2 separate regions of the Homo sapiens genome follow, and region 2 is linked to region 1. The links are chromatin contacts, found by Hi-C in ENCODE. All regions are on one chromosome and are shown on one strand. The core of a region is the stretch at or near the end of the contact, and the rest is flanking DNA. Distances in the headings are between cores, read along the strand shown. Region 1 has its middle 47 kb from the start of LINC02272. Region 2 overlaps PDGFC (platelet derived growth factor C).

Evidence for each region. Hi-C counts contacts between places; a loop is a spot of excess contacts on that map.
Region 2: a map of MCF 10A shows a loop between it and region 1 (2.1-fold over the local background). The contact joins two enhancer-like sites. A Hi-C loop is called at or near these places in 3 of 168 maps with a recorded cell type or tissue (MCF 10A, chondrocyte and mammary epithelial cell).

What each region holds. Positions count from the first base shown.
Region 1 is chr4:156,592,320-156,598,154 of GRCh38, forward strand. No RefSeq gene overlaps it. Among named protein-coding and RNA genes, the nearest start is that of LINC02272, 47 kb to the right of the region's middle. Within about 2 kb of position 2,497, at least 3 of the 41 ENCODE cell types and tissues checked have a DNase peak (open chromatin) inside an H3K27ac peak, as active enhancers do.
Region 2 is chr4:156,769,259-156,775,093 of GRCh38, forward strand. PDGFC (platelet derived growth factor C) reads right to left here. Exons shown (of 6, transcript NM_016205.3): 4 at 3,428-3,635. Among named protein-coding and RNA genes, the nearest start is that of LINC02272, 130 kb to the left of the region's middle. RefSeq lists enhancers at 1,980-2,481, 2,139-2,433. Within about 2 kb of position 2,218, at least 11 of the 41 ENCODE cell types and tissues checked have a DNase peak (open chromatin) inside an H3K27ac peak, as active enhancers do.

The DNA of each region.
Region 1 (5,835 bases), core at 1,247-3,746:
TGCACATATGCTTATATTTGTTATAAAATTGAAAATGACAGAAGATTGTGGGTTATACTTCAAAGATAAATTTTTAAAAAATACAATGCATTATAATTTTTATAGTCAGTATTCTGTGTAATAGATCCCTAAAGATTTTTCCTCCTCTCTTCTGGAAACTGTACCTTTTGATCAACATCTCTCCTATCTCCATCACCTTCCCCTCCCCAAGTCTCTCGTAAGACCTCTACCCTCTACTTCCAGGAGTTCAACTTTTTTTTCAATTCTACATATAAATGGGGTCATACTGTATTTGTCTTTGTGTGCCAGCTTTTTTCACTTAGCATAATGTCCTCCAGGTTCATCCATGCTGTTGTAAATGACATGATTTCCCCCTTTTACAAGGCTGAGTAATACTTCATTAGGTATGTATACCAAACTTTACTCATTCATCTGATGATGGAGAGGTTGCTTCCATGTCTTGGCTATTGTGAATAATGCTGCAATAAACATGGGAGTGCAAATATCTCCTCAGCATACTGATTTCAATTCCCTTGGTCATATACCCAGAAAGGGGATTACTGGAACATATGATAGTTCTATTTTCTAAGGAACCTCCATAACGGTTTTCATCATAACTATATTAATTTACTTTCCTACCAATAATGTACAAAGGTTTCCTTTTCTCCACCTCCTCGCCAACACTTAACATCTCTTGTTTTTTGGTAATACCCATTCTAACAGGTGTGTGATAATATTTCATTATGGTTTTCATTTGCATTTTCCTGATGACCAGCGATGAAAAGCATAGTGTCTTGTATCTGATGACCATTTGTATATCCTCTTTTGAAATGTATCTATTTAGTTTCTTTGCACATTTTTTGATTGGGTTTTGTTTCCTTGCTATTCAGTTGTTTGAATTCCTGATATATTTTTGATATTAGCCCTTATCAGACGTATGCTTTGCAAATATTTTCTCCCAATCCATGGGTTGTCTATTCAGAGGTCAATATTTTTATTTCTAATTATATGGAGTTTATAAATTATCTAGACGCAAAATTATATATTTGTTTTACTTGTTTGGCATTTACTGTGTTATTTTTATTTTTCTCATTTTTGCAATAAATATTTACAGTCCTTATACCTTGTTTTGGAGCTAGGAGGAAAACTTTATTAAGTCATCCAAGACAGAATTAGAGTGACCATCAATATGAAGACTCCTTCCCACAGGATAGGCAGAAACTCAAACTTACAAAAGATACAGAAAAAAAAATCTATCCTTTACAACAATCCAAATTATTTTAAACTCATTTTTAACTTAACTTTCCACAAACAATATATTTTCCATATTTTCTAAAGGTCTATTGGGGGAGCCAGAGTCTGTGTAATATGCTCAGTCCATCATCTTGAAACAATTCCAAAAAAACATATCTTCATTTTCTAAACTCCTAATTTATCTACTTTTCATATGGCATTTGCCACTCTCTACCTTGTGCTTCAATTATCTGAGCCATTGTCCTCTCTCCCCTACTAGCTCCTATAGTGACAAGTAGACATGGCCATAGAGATGCAAGGTGAGCAGTTGTGTTTATTAAACCTTCATTACGTTCAAGAAACATCACATATATTATGTAGCTTAAGTGTTTTATAAAACATTAAATTAGTATTAATGTTGTTTTGTTACACAGATGAGAAAACTGAAGCCCAGAGAAATTATAGTACATTACTTTGTGTTTCTCTGATTTCAATGCTCTAAATCTTTCCACGAGGCAGAGACTGGATTTATTTTTGAATCCTCCACAGAGCTGAGCATAAATCTTCATCCATAGAAATTCTCAATAAATGAAAGAAGGTAAACATCTTGATGATACTCTTACTTTATACATCAAATAACACTTGTCACCTGTGTTCTCTGGAAAGTTGGAAACTTATTTTTATAAATGGCTATGCTGTGATCACACACACACAAAAAACATTTTTTTTTAAAAAAAAATGTATCTAGAGTGCAGGATGAATAAGGTTAAAGCACATTAGCAATGCTTGAATACTTGAAAGAGTCAGAACTTTAAATATTTCCTTTTAATTATGTATTTAACCTATATATATATAAATGTAAACAAATAAAGAAATAATCTTTATCCTTACCGACTATAACTCACTTATAATCTAAAATACAGTGGAATTGATTTGTTTTGATTGAGAAATTCAGTTAGTTAACAAAGGCTGATTTCACACCTGTTGTGTGGTCTACAGTGTAGACTCTGCTACTTGAAGACTAAGAAAAGACTTTCTAAACATGCATGTTGCTAGTAAACACTACCTTCTAACACCTTTACCAAACAGATGACTGCATGGGCCTTTAAAATATACAAATTATGTTCAAATGAATAAACACCACAGAATTAACCTATTTTAGTAAAACAGGTTTATTCTACACAAACATTTTATATCTGCTGTAATAAATCATACTTTATGCCAGCTGACATGTTGTGAGCTGCCTACGGGGAGCCCACATGGCAAGTACCAGAAGGAGGACCCTGGCCAGCAGCCAGCAAGAGACTGAGGCCCTCAGAACAACAGCCTGTGAGGAACTGAAGCCTGACAACCACCAAGAATGAGTTTGGAAGGATCCTCTCCCAGTTACGTCTTCAGATAAGACTGAAGCTCCTGCCAACACTTAAACTGCAGCACTATAAGAAACTTTGAGGCAGAAAACCCAGCGAGGTAGGTGTGCTCTGATTCTTAACTCAGAGAAATGATCTGATCAGAAATATTCATTTTTTTCAAACCAGTAAGATTTGATGTAATGTGTTGCACACCAAAACAGTCTGTACTGACTGTAATACAGTTGGTAACAGAAAATAACTGAACAGGGGCAAAAATAAATATCCTCTTTCAAACAATGATTCATAAAACTGTTTGCAAAATACATACACACCCACGAACACACATACACACACACAAACACACCACAGTAGAGTGATTAAGAGCATAAATTCTGGAGCCAAAATGCTAGGTATAAACCCCAGTCCTGCTACATACAGCTGTGTGTCCTGGTAAAGATGTTTTAACCCCTCTCTGTTTCCTCATCTACAAAATAGAAAAAGCAACAGCAACATTTTCTCTGATTTGTAGTAAGGATCAATGTGCTTAGAACATGACCGTACACTGTAATCACAATATAAATGTGAGCCATTCCCATTATTTTGGCAGCTAGTATTGTGCCTGCCATATAACTCTTGGTCAATAAACATACATGTCCCCCTACAGTCACATTTGATCAACCTAACATAATTGATTCCCTGAGAAGCAATTAGTTCTGAAGCTAAAGCATATCCCATGGTCTAAACTCAATATACCTTTGAGTAGAATTCTGAATTGAATTTTTTTATTGAAACTTCTGCTCACACCAGTTGAGAGCTTAATTTTATCATCTAGGCAATCTGAGCAGGTGGCTGATTTCTGAAGCAGCCTTTCTACAAAATCAATGAAGCAAAAGAAAGGAGTGAGAAGACTCACGAGAAAACACTCATAAGAAAATAAGATTTAGAGTTTATGTAAAGCAGCCTTCTTCCAAAACAGGATTATTGGTAGGGTGGGAACAAAAGTAGGAAAGAGTAGAATCAGGTCAATGAAATTTTTATGTGTTGTATACTGACATTTTTACCAGAAATTTTTTTTAACGCAAAGCAGGGCATGCTTTTCATTGACTTTTCCTCCATCACTCTCATTGTTTCCTCTTCTTAATGAGAAAACAACTATTGCACTGCACAAATATCAGCCTAGATGGGGATGGAGACCCATCGAAAGGTGGAAATGCTTCTTAAGCCTTAGAGAAGCATCCACAAGGACCAAGCTCAGGGTAGACTCTTATCTAAACCTTGTGGGTGTGTGAATTTCAAGCCACAAGTCTTGTGAGAACAGATTGAGGCACCGCATTCCTGGTATTCCTCTCCAGTGGGACCAGAAATACCCAGGGTGAAAGTTTCTCATGTGCTTCTTGCCAAAATACTACACTCCAAACTCCCACAGTACTCCCTTCTGCAATGAATTCTAATTTGTTTCAAAAATAAATCTAGTGCTTACATGGGGGGAAAAAAAAACTCCTCTCTGCTCAATGATATTGAGGTGCAGAATCAAAATGAGGTTCAAAAAATAATAGTCCAGAAGATAAAATCTTTGGTAATTTGAATCTTATTGTAGTAAATATCTTCTGGGTAAAGGTTTTTTTTTCTTTTTTTAAGTTTCCTATTGAATGACTTCTCCAGGAGTCTGCCACAGAGTATATAGGCAACAACTACCTCATTTCTAGGTCAGCAGAGATTCTCTGCATATACAGAGAAAGTCGGCATCCAAGTCCCAGCATCTGTCTGTCATTAGGCAGACCTGTGCTTAAAGCCACAAAGAGAGTAAATGATTTTCATCGTCAAAACCTAAAATAATCTAGAAGCAGCCTAATGAAAATCAGTCAGCTGTGCTGATTATTTTAATGTGCTTTTGGTGTAATTTTTATGGGAAATAAATGTATTAGAAGAAATCCTGAAAGTATTTTTGTAGGAAGTTGCTTATATTGTCTATTAATATGAGGATGAGGAAGAAGTGGAAAAAGGGGAACATTAGCAATTGCTCAAGAGGGTAATGCAAACTTTACAGCAATAAATTATAACCAATTTTACATTGTTTATGATTAGGAAGGCAAATAACCAAAAACAATGGACTCTTCTCTTAGAGAACAGGATAGACTTTATCGAGTGAGTTGAAATGCATTACAGAGTTCTGCTATCCAATAAAACATACTACACCAACTGGCAGGGCACAGGAAATGCTCCCAATCCAAGCTTGTCTTCAGTTAAAGGAATTTGACTTTAAGCCGCAAGCGTACATTATTTTTATAAAGGGTCTTAAAGAAATGGGATTAGTGATAAGACAGTCTGGTTTGCATCTGCATAGGATCTTCTTGTCCAGGTAAAGTGGACCATATGGAAGAATGCTCTGGAACTCCTTAGACATTGAATTTCTCAGTTAAATACAAAGAATTTATTTTAGCTAATTAATTTAACCTCTTACTTTGTTATATTTTCATAAAGCTAATTTTAAAAAATCCTAGAAACTAACCTGATGTTATTGTCACCTATTATTTTGCCCACTATAATGCATAATGGACTGGCCAGTATACTTTTAGCAGCAATAAAATGAGCTGAAAAAAAACCTATAAAATATATGGAGTGGAACATTGTTCCCTACAAGGACAAATGATGGCTATTACATTTTCCAAAAACTACTACTGTTGAATAACTCTTTGCAAAGTCGATTTTGGACCATCTCAGAAATGGTGCCTTTCCTTCTTTTCAACAGTAGGTAAGAATGATGCCTTAGGTTTCCCAGAAGGACTAGCTGGAGTAGAATGCATCCAAATAGCAAAGTTACTTGCCAAAACATTGAAAGACTTCTGCTTGCAAAATGGGACTTTGCATGCGCTGTTTACTCTCTTTCCATGTGAATGGAGTTTCCAATCCAAGAAGTCCATTTGGATGCAACAAGTCACTAAAGAATAAAATCAGCGAGGTTGGTCTAAACATGTTTGTCTATTGCATCTGATTGCAAATTATGTTTGCTTTATTTCATTGTATTCACTGTTCATATTGAGATTGCTTAAAGTCCAAATCTACAATACATTTGGAAGATTCCTAGACTTCTTTCACATTTTCCGTGTTAGCAAATGTTCCCTTTACCACACTCTTTCACACACACACCTGTAAGTGTAACTGCTCTTAAAATTGGAAAAGCTGAAAGAAAACAACTCCTTTTAGAAATGACCCAGGTCAGGAGGCTCCTGGTTTTTATTGCCACTTCAAA
Region 2 (5,835 bases), core at 968-3,467, 180 kb after region 1:
CCAATTTTTTAAATTAAAAGCTAAGTTTTATTAATTTTTAAGTGACAAGGTAAGAATCAAATGCTTATTTTCTTGGATTTGTTATACATGTGATCAGGTGTTTTTAATACTTATATTGTCTTAATTGTCTTTGATAATTTAAGTATTTTAAGAAACGTATTATAAAATTATGCATAGGTAATTGTAAATTAGAAATGTATGTAAACTATATGATAGACTAAAACCTGAGTCAAGTATAGGAAAGCACCAAAGAAATCCCAATTCAATGAGTCCATTTCAACACCTTATTCAGCTAAAAAATTATTTTTCTAACTCAAGGGAAAGTCATTGTTTCATTTGGCTACTGAAAGATTTCTTTTTAATCTGAAAATGATCCTGTGAAGGCAAAGCTTTTAAATATTTAAAGCAAATCCTTCTTTCAAATGCTCTGAATAGGCCAACTTATCCCTAATAAAAGTAATGAGCTCATTATGCTAAATGGTATCACATATTTTACCTGGTTTCATTTTGCTGATCTAATAGTATATGCATACATTCCTCTTTAATTGTTAAAACTATATATGAGCTTATTTGAAGCTTTTCTCTAGTATTTAATGCCTGGGCAAGGAGGAAGAAGACTTAAAATATGCACAAACACAAAATCTGGTTGCCAAAGTCTTCAATGCTTATTTAAGAATTATACTTCTTTAGAATGTGAGTGAAGAAGCTCTCAGCTCTCAAAGCATATTCACCTATGTCAAGTAGTTTTAAATATGCTATTTCATGATAATAGAAAATGAGATTGTATACGTTTCCTTTAAAATGTTTACTTAACCACAATAAAAGGTTAGACAGATTTCCCAAGTGAACTTAGTTGTGATACCTGCTACAATGTGAAAATTTAAACACACTTTTAACTTAGCTTCCACTCATTTATCATGTTTGACACAAAAGTCAAAAGCCCTTTTTACGTACTAGTTAAGCTTGACTTAGAAAATACAGTATTTTTTTGTAGCAGTAGCAAGGTATGAATGAAAACCCTGAACTAGAGGAAGAAAGTGAAAGAAAAAAAAGTAAAGCATTTATGCAGTCCACAGTTTTCTAAAAATATAACTAAGGATTTTAAATTTGGCATTTCATTTTGAAATTTATGCTGCCTACTGCTAAGGCTTCAAACGCATATAAGCTTCATTAAGTTAAGTCATATGTCATACATTCTTGAAACATTGTATAGTACTTTTGGGGGGGGAAGGCAAATAAAGAGAAAAAGGAAAAGAAGAAAGAAAGATAATGTACCAAAGGATACTTTTTGAATAGCTTAACTATAATAATATTAAAGAAGTTTCCCTCTGCCAAATATTTGTAAAAGTTGGTCTTCAGATTTTTTTCCTTTTCATAATTATCTCCTAAGAAAACAAATACAGGTATTAGTTTGTTTTTCTAAAGAATGCAGATTTTGAGCACATCACCAACCAAAATCATTATTTTTAAATGCAAATGTCATTAATATTATACGTTTTGCTACAAAAAACAGTAATATTTTTCTTTGTTAGTTGTTCATTCTTTTAAGATATTCAGTCCAAAGATAGTCTATTACTGTAATGTAATCTGAGGGTGGTCTTTCTAAGATGAATGTGGTAACACTGTGATGTTTATTCTGTGGGAAATCTATTTCAATGTCTAATTAGAAGCTTTTAAAAGTTTGACTCCTTATTCCTTTGTAGAGATACTCTCAGGAGGGGAGTTGGTTTTGTCTATATAGATGTTATCCTACACTTGTATTTTAGTTTATGTAAAGTTCCAAAAATGTACACTGCTTTTCTCACACTTTTTGCATGCTTAAAAAGTTAATAAATTTGGAAAACTGCAAAGGGCTTCAATTTTGAAAGTGTTAAATGAATATCTGAAAGATCTGTTCAGCTTCCGATGCTTTTGAATGCAGGCTAGCCTCTGGCCAAATCTTTGAGCACCAGGCGTACATTTTCAGGCATAAAGCCTTGGCTAGAAGGGAGGTTTTTAGGCTCAAATCCAGAAATCAGCTGTCAAAAAACTAGATCTCAGTTTAGAACCTGATTCACTGCCCCTGCTTCTTACAGATCAACATGATAATCAACTTCAAATTTGCTAACAAGGGCTCTATTCATGGATATTTCAGCTAGTCTTGCAGATCTTCATCTTCCTGTTCCTAAGTGGGAGGGAAGGGAAGTGTTGCTCGTAAGTTATTCATCAAGTTATTCATCAAGATCAAATCTTATAAATATGTAACAGCTTTCAGCATCTGGACAGGACTCAACTGCCCAGGCACTTGAACACTGATTTCAAATATTGCCAAAAGGAAACCACGTCTGTTGGCATAGTGAAATACCAGGGCTGGGCAAGTCTGAACATGACCTGCTGAGATTAAAGCTCATGATCCAAAAAAGCTGCAACTCTTAGAGCAGGAAAGGGCAGGAATCGGGTTTCCTTCTGACAAGGTTTAGAAGAGCAAGTCTGGTGCAATCTGCCCTTGTGAATGGCTCAAATTAACCGAACATTATTCCTTTCATATAAATTCTCTAGGCTGTCACTGCATTCTCCAAAGCAGTCGATTTCACTGTTTCTGACAGACTAAAACAGATATTTTGAGTGCATTGTAATTAAACAGTTATTTCTATACGTTTTCATTTGTGTCTGCTATGGATGCTTTCCAATTCCAATGTTACTAAAAAAATTAGGTAATTTTATAGAAAACTCAGTTAAGATTATTTCCAATTTCTTGGCCATGCAGAATTAGGTTTAATTAACATCACTTTCACTCTTAGAGAAAGATACACCCATATGGGCAAAAGTGATTATTTCAACAGCAAATTTATATAGTTAAAAATTATTATGGTGTGGGTTCTTTTAGGTTCTTGTTTTCTTGCTATGAATCCTGCCTTGAAAACTATGAATTCTATTTTATGTTGGGTCGTTGCCATTTTTCATAGTTCTTAGAATTGTCTAGGCTTAGAAAATGCAAAGTCATATAATACTGACCCATGGGAGATACTGTAGACAAACATTTTTGTAGAGGATCCCCTTTTTCTATCCCTAACCTGGTTTTGCAGCTATGATAATTTCTTTTGAGTCCCAAAATCAACATATTCCAAGTATTAGGTTTGAGTAAGCAGTGATTTTTGTAAAATGCAATGAAGGACTTCATCAAAATGATATTTTTGAAGATAATATATAACTGGAATTTTCAGAAGTATCCCCCTTTCAATTTTCCACACCCACTGGGTTATAACTAAGTTCCTCCTTTTGTATATATTATTATTCAATATATAAATATGCTCAAATGATAAGAAAATGTATTGAATATATCACTGATGAATTTTAAACTCTACCCTTTAGAAGCTGTGGCAGAAGAATCTGAAACATTAGCTGTTAAGAAAATTAAATGAGGTTCTAATCTGAAGAGGGAGCTTACCTCTGGATTTTCTTCCAAAAACAAAAGCCTTGCCAAGAAGTTGCCAAGTTGGCCTATATAGATCTTCTAAGTCCAACTGCCATCTCTCTGGTTCAAGATATCGAATAAGGTCTTCCAAGGTACTAAAGGCAGTTATAGCATTATTAAGCAGGTCCAGTGGCAAAGCTGAAGGGGGTAGCACTGAAGGACTCACAGCTTCTGTGAATTGCTGAAAGTAAAATGAATCCTGTGTTAACTGTTTTAAAAACGACAATGTATTCCTTCTGGACATATGCAAGAAATTATAAAGACTGAGGCTGGAAATATGTGTGAAGGGAAATTGTATTGAATCCAATTAGAAATAACTACTCTGCAAAGACTTCATGAAGATGAACTCTGATAGATTTCCTGTAAAATCAATGAGAAAGACATTAATTTTCATTACCACCAACCGTGAGGGATATGGATATCTTTTGGTCATATAAAAGAATTAAAAATATCTTCATGGTTCAATTACAAACTTAGAATGAAAACTATAATACAGTTTACCAAATTTTCCTTTTCTTTTCCACTTTTCATTTTCCTTAATCTGAAAAATTACCTGGTAGTTATGCAAATTAGTGTCACATAAATTAAAAATGGAATAAGAAATAATTAACCCAAAAGATCTAGAACAAAATAGTTAGAAATCATTTGACATTAAAGAACTTATTAATCAAGATAGAAAATATCTAAATCATAAAAGATCAGCTTAATAAATTGCCTACAATATATTTTTAATATAAAATGCCTAATAAACAAGATTAAGAGATCGGAGGGACACTGGAGAACACACTGACAAACTATGTGACTGTCATAAGATTAGTATCCAGAATATACAAAAATAAAGACAAATGCAATGGAAGAAAAATGGGCATATTACAGATAAAAAGCTTGAATGGTCAATAAACATATGAAAATATGCTGAACTTCATTATCAGAGAAATCCAAAGAGAGATATTATTTCACATACGAAAAAAGGATACTTTTTCACACAGATGAGATGGGCAAGAATTTTAAAAAGGATTACTGAGGATGTGATTAAATTGGAACTCCTCTGCTCTGCCTGCAGAAGTTAGTGTACGTAGGCACAACACTTTAGCTGATGTAACTGATAAGCACTGAATATTCTTTCACTTATGCACATGGAAATATGTTCAATGATTAGAAAGACTGGAAGCAATCTAAATGCCCACATATAGGAAAACACTAACACATCGGCTCTTCCTTTTCATTCTCATTACTTCCATCCTGGGCTCCATACTAAAAACATGTACTATAAATAGCAGCTTCTAACCTTATCTCCTTACCTTTAATCATTTTTCTCTCCTTTTGTTCTATGCTGCATAATCCTGGGTTAATCTACTAAATAAGATATTACTGATCCTATGATGAATTTGGACAAATGCCTATGTGATTTCTCATCTGGAGGATAAAATCCAAATTCCTTACACAGCATTCAGAGCCCTCAAAAACTGACCTCTGCTCACCTTCCACTCTAATCTGCTACTCATCAGAGACATGCATATTTTGTTCCAATCAGTCTAGTCTCTTCACTGACTACTGCACATATAATATCATCTCAGACTTTGTAACTTATGCTAAATCTGTCCCCATACCTGACATGCAAAAACTCTCCCCCCGTTGATCCACATCATAAATCTTTACCATTACAATGACCTTTTCAAAAATCCAATTCATCCATGAAACCTGGCACAACAGGGTCATCACTGTCCCACAGCCCTCTGTGGGCTGCTCTGTGAGCACTTGGCTTGAAGAGCAGAAGCTGCCCAGTAAACTAGGAAAAGGAGCACCTTTCCTCTGGACAGGCACAACCCTCGTGGGGCTCCTGGCTTTGTGGGTGTCCCGCTGCCCACAGGGGAACATTCTTACAGGGTATAATCGGCAGAAATGAACGTGGCAGCCTTGGGCCAACAATGATTTCATCCTTTTTTTTTTTTTTTTTTTAACAAAAGTTTATTGAGTAACTACAGTGTTCCAGGGCCTGTGTGTGCATTATGAGAAAAGCACAGTGGAATGACAATGTCTGGCCTCCTTCCTTGCCTGGATTACTCACATGTACTTTCCAAGTCTCCACTCAGCTGTTACTCCTTTCATCTTTTTGTTTTTTAAATAAGTTTTATTTTGTATATCTGAGGTTTATGACATGATGTTACAGAATAAACAAAGATACGCAAAGATACATGGAAAATGTGTAAGTACATATATATACAGTACAATGGTTACTATTAAAGACTTAATTTCAATAATGTCAAGGATCTGGCTAAAATATTAGGACTAAGATATTTTCTAATTATTTTATGATATTTTTGCTCTACCCATTAGTCTGTTAAACTTTGAGAGTTTATTACCCTAATATGTTTTTATTA